Regions from separate parts of the Homo sapiens genome. Here region 1 is linked to region 2. Evidence: chromatin loops called from intact Hi-C (ENCODE). Cell type or tissue: Calu3. All regions are shown on one strand.

What was found. A loop is a pair of places that touch in the nucleus more often than their neighbours do. Peaks named below come from ENCODE experiments on the same cell type or tissue, not always from the same donor. Only the 100,000 strongest peaks of a DNase experiment are listed, where the experiment ranks them.
Region 1: it touches region 2 in a loop (11-fold over the local background); 2 of 110 quality-filtered maps call a loop at or near these places.

Annotation. Positions count from the first base shown.
Region 1 is chr22:38,416,119-38,418,618 of GRCh38, forward strand. LOC105373030 (a long non-coding RNA gene) reads right to left here. Exons shown (of 5, transcript XR_938254.4): 3 at 1,898-2,048; 4 at 762-864. Among named protein-coding and RNA genes, the nearest start is that of TPTEP2-CSNK1E, 18 kb to the left of the region's middle. RefSeq lists an enhancer at 1,438-1,937. In Calu3, no CTCF peak of the experiment used is centred here; no DNase peak of the experiment used is centred here.
Region 2 is chr22:38,686,462-38,688,961 of GRCh38, forward strand. It overlaps JOSD1 (Josephin domain containing 1), which reads right to left. Exons shown (of 5, transcript NM_001360236.2): 4 at 2,474-2,500; 5 at 1-1,540. The coding sequence ends at 1,441. Among named protein-coding and RNA genes, the nearest start is that of TOMM22, 5.8 kb to the left of the region's middle. In Calu3, no CTCF peak of the experiment used is centred here; no DNase peak of the experiment used is centred here.

The sequences.
Region 1 (2,500 bases), 270 kb before region 2:
GTGGGCGTGAGCGGGACCTCCACAGGCAGAAGGAGCAGCTGTTTCCTGACCACCTGCCGGGTGCCTGGCCCTCTGCACGCGCGATGGCTCAGTGAGGCCCTGTGTCCCGCCCCACAGGAGGCTGCAGCCTCGCCCCTTCTCACAGACAGGCCTGAAGCCAAGAAGGCAGGCCTGGGAAGCTCCAGCCTCAGGTGAGCGTCTGAGTTACTGCCCAAACGCAGGCAAACCCCTTTCCTGTCTGGGCCTCAGTGTCCCCATCCGTACTTCCAGGAGATCGGGCCACAGTCCCAAAAGACCCATCCAACTTTTCTTTTTTTTTTTTTTTTTGAGATGGGGCCGCTCGCTCTGTCACCCAGGCTGGAGTGCAGTAGCGCGATCTTGGCTCACTGCAACCTCTGCCTCCCAGGCTCAAGCGATTCTCTTGCCTCAGCCTCCCAAGTAGCTGGGATTACAGGCGCCCACCACCATGCCCAGCTAATTTTTGTATTTTTAGTAGAGACAGGATTTCACCATGTTGGCCAGGCTGGTCTCAAACTCCTGACCTAAGGTGATTCACCCGCCTCGGTGGCCCAAAGTGCTGGGATTACAGGCGTGAGTGAGCCACCGTGCCTGGCCAAGGCCCATCCAACTCTGATGTTTATAACATGTCCCACGGGGAGGCTGGCAGAGAGCTGGGCTGGGAGGCAGCTGCAATGACCCGGGGCTTTCGAAGCCTGCCTTCCCCAGCAAACCCATTCTCCAGGTCTCTCAGTGAGGCCCACCTGCGGCCGGGGGAAGAGGAGGAGTGTCTTTCCTGATGCAGACCCCGCTCCATGCTGCAGTGGATCCACGTGCACGATGCCATGTAGTTGCAGGTTGTCACCCCTGTGAGAGAGGGACTGTTGTTATGGCCTCTTTTTTATAGTTGAAGCCCAGGGCCAGGAAGTCCCTGGGCCCAGGACCACCCGAGAGGGAGGTCATGGTTGGGCCCCTCACCCAGGCTGCGGGCTCCAGGCCCCACCCTTCTGCCGCCACCTTCATGATGCCACAAAGTCGAAGTCTGATTTCATTACCCCCCTGACCCCAAGCTGGTCTTTGGCTGCCAGGAGGTGGCAAGGCCATTTGCGGCCCCCTCCGCACCCAGTCCTTCCCTGCAGTGACTGGGCTGTGAATAGCCTGGCCCATCCTCTCCACGGCCCCACCTTTGCCGTCCCCATGCTCAATTGCCCATATCCTCCCTCCTCTCACCTGCCATTTCCCAGTCATTCCATTGTCTCGCGCTCTCCTGCCCACTGAGGTGCCTCTGGCAGCTTCCCAGGTCCTCCCTGACTGGTTTTGGAACCCCAAAAGTGGCCCCCCTATTCCTGCTGCCCCATTCAATGTCCCACAGCAGCCCCAGACACCTGGAGACTGGCAGAGGCTGCGAGAAGGCTGGCCCCGTCCAGGCTGCCACTCTGCCCACCCGGGCCTGCTGGCTTCCCATCCCTGCCCAGCCCCTGCTCCAGGCCACTCAGCTGCCACGTGCAGCTCCTGAATGCCACCTCCGTCACCCACTCCTCTGCTCCCAGCCTGCCCAGAGCTCCCCACTGCCTACAGGAAAAGGTCCCAGGTCATTAGTGTGTCGTCCTCACCTGCTCACCTGGCCCAGCCCCCAGTACGGCCCCACCCATGCCATGCACCCCCCTTCAGCCTCACTCGCCTCCCCGCCAACCTCTGCCAGGGTACAGAGGCTGAAGAGTCTTCAACCTTAAGGCCAGAAAGCCTTGGGCAAGACGTGTCACCCCTCAGAGCCTCCTCATCTGTACAATGGGGGAATCACAGAACCCCCCTCACAGGGCAGATGGGGGGTGTCAAATGGGAAATCAGAGAGTAAGGGGCTCCATCACCTGGAAAGTGCACCATTCACTGTGACCCTTACCGTAGGGGATTGCTCAGATTCCCCTCCAGCGGTGATAAGAGACTGGGGGTGGGCCTGACAGGGTAGGAGTCAGGGGCGGTGGAGGAGATCTCACAGCCAGGACAGAGTCGCCGCCTGCTCCAGCCCACAGGGCAGACATCGGGGTCCCCATCTGCAGAGAAGAAGATAGGAGGCTTGGGGCACACAGCTGCCAAGCGGAACTGGCATTGGCAACAGGCCTGTCCTTTGCCCCCAACACGCACGCAGCGGGGCTTCTCTGTCCCCTCCAGCCTCTGGGTTTTCTTCATCTCCTTTTTTTTTTTTTTTTTTTTTTTGAGATGGAGTCTCACTGTGTTGCCCAGGCTGGAGTGCAGTGGTGCCATCTTGGCTCACTGCAACCTCTGCCTCCCAGGTTCAAGCAATTCTTCTGCCTTAGCCTCCCAAGTAGCTGGAATTATAGCCACCACACCTGGCTAATTTTTTGTATTTTTAGTACAGACGGGGTTTCACCATGTTGGCCAGGCTGGTTTCAAACTCCTGACCTCAGGTGATCCACCCACCTCGGCCTCCCAAAGTGCTGGGATTACAGGTGTGAGCCACCGTGCCTGGCCTTCATCTCCCCGA
Region 2 (2,500 bases):
TGAGGCAACCACATCCACTTTGGAGACACGCATATGGTATGATACTTATTTCTCCTCTTTTGTTTTCCAAAGTTACAAGAGAAAAGTGGCCTACAACTATCTGAAGAGGTAGGGGCGGGTTGAACTTCCATTGATACAGAGAGGAAACGACATGAAGATGACCAGCCCAGGTCCTATTCCATCCATACAGCACAGAACCACCCAACCTGAGCTTGGCAACTACAGTGGCAGCCTCCGAGCCTAGAGTGTCTACTGAATTGTGGCTGCCCCTACTCCAAGAAGCCTGTCTTCACAATACTTTCCTCACCCAACGCTGCCCCAAATTAGTGGAATTTGATGTCAAAAGCAGACTTTTTTTTCCTGATTTTGCCAGAGTGAGTGAACTGGGAAAACTGCTCTTTGGCTTCTCTTTTGTCCCAGAGCCTCCTAAATCAATGCTGCGAAATGGTAGGGACAACACTGGAGTGAAGAAACCAAGCCACCCCATGGCTGTCCCAGGTTGGCTTTAGCCACATCCTGTTCAGTATCCTCCTCACTTCATACTAGAATATTAGTTAATTTTTCATTATAAAACTCTGCCGGGTGCGGTGGCTCACGCCTGTAATCCCAGCACTTTGGGAGGCCAAGGCGGGCAGATCACTTGAGGTCGGGAGTTTGAGACCAGCCTGACCAACATGGAGAAACCCCATCTCTACTAAAAATACAAAATTAGCCAGGTGTGGTGGCAGGCGCCTGTAATCCCAACTACTTGGGAAGCTGAGGCCTGAGAATCGCTTGAACCAGGAGGTGGAGGTTGCAGTGAGCCGAGATGGTGCCATTGCACTCCAGCCTGGGCAACAAGAGTGAAACTCAGTCTCAAAAACAACAACAAAAAACCTCCACGTATGGCCATAAACCACCCTTAAACCTGGGGATAAGGGTTGGAGACAGCATGCTGTACCGCTGCTAGGGTTTTGGACATGGTTTCCTGAGAGACCTTTATGCTCTGGGTCCTTCAAACCAGTCACATGGGGTTTGTGGGCACTATCTGCAGACCCACTGTTTTCAGACCCAGACAGGATGGAAAGTGGAGGCAGCATCTCTAGGTGAGTCTGGAGCAGCAGTGACAACTCAGCAGAACCTGTGTCAAGTCCTCATAGAAAAGGGAAAATAAGCTAGGATTCCCTCCCCGCTCCACTTTCTCCTCTGTCTCTTAAATAAAACAAGGGTTTGTGACCACTGGCCTTAAGTGCACAGAACTCCTACCTTCCTTGCCCAGGAACAAAACACTGAGTAGTTCTTATAACAGTCCACACGTCTGTCCTATTGCACTGTCAGATCTGAAGGGGAAAAACTTGATGAGATGTTTGGGGAAGTGGCAAGGGCAGACCCACTGTAGAGGCCACAGCACGTCACAGAGGACTGAAGGGGCTGAGGCGAGAGGGAGGTTGGGCAGAACTGTTACACATCGGTCCTCCAACTCTGATGAGCCTCTACCTCTTCTGGTACCACCAGCAGGAGTTCACAGTTCTTTCCTCGCAAATGATGTTTTAGAAACTTCCTATGGAAAAAGAGATAGAGAAAATGAAATGCTGGCAAGTTGCAAATTCCAGTCTCAGGACCACAAAGTCACCTGAAACCTCACTCTACCCTCGGCAGTCCAAAACACATCCCTGTAGTCATCTGGTTTTGGAGGGTTCCACATTTGGTTACCCTCCAATCTGTCCAGTTAAAATTCCAACCTGAATTTTGCTCATCCTTGTAGTTACTGCCAAGAGTAGCTGGATCTGTGAATAACAGTACCCAAAGTATATAAAGGACTTTTTCTTGGTTTGTTTGGAGACGGAGTTTCGCTCTTGTCGCCTGGGCTGGAGTGCAATGGCATGATCTCGGCTCACTGCAACCTCTGCCTCCCAGGTTCAAGTGATTCTCCTGCCTCAGCCTCCTGACCAGCTGGGATTACAGGCGTCCGCCACCACGCCTGGCTAATTTTTGTATTTTTAGTAGAGACAGAGTTTCACCGTGTTGGTCAGGCTGGTCTCGAACTCCTGACCTCAGGTGATCCACCCGCCTTGGCCTCCCAAAGTGCTGAGATTACAGGCGTGAGCAATCGCCTCTAAAGAACTTTTACAAATGTTCTTTGGTCCTGGGGAAATTCAGTGCTCCCTGGCCTGCATGTTTGTCTTCCTTTCTATGAACTGGCAACTACACTGTCTCAGTTGTCTTAAATAGAGAGAACGTTACAATGCCAGCCCCACCAGACTAGAAGGCTGGTATCCCAGGCTGGGCATCTTCCCTACCAAAAGGACTTAAAAGTACTGATGCGCCATTGAAGATTAAGGTCAGGTCCGAGACACTATGATTCTAAGGCAGGGAGAGAATCCAAGGGCACAGGAATTTCATTTCCTTTGTCAAATAACCAGAGATGAGCTCAGTGTCCCCAACCTAAGAAATGAAGCAGCCTAGCAACTTAGTCACAAAAGGTGCCGATTACCTGAGCTCGCTCTCGCCTCCAATCCAC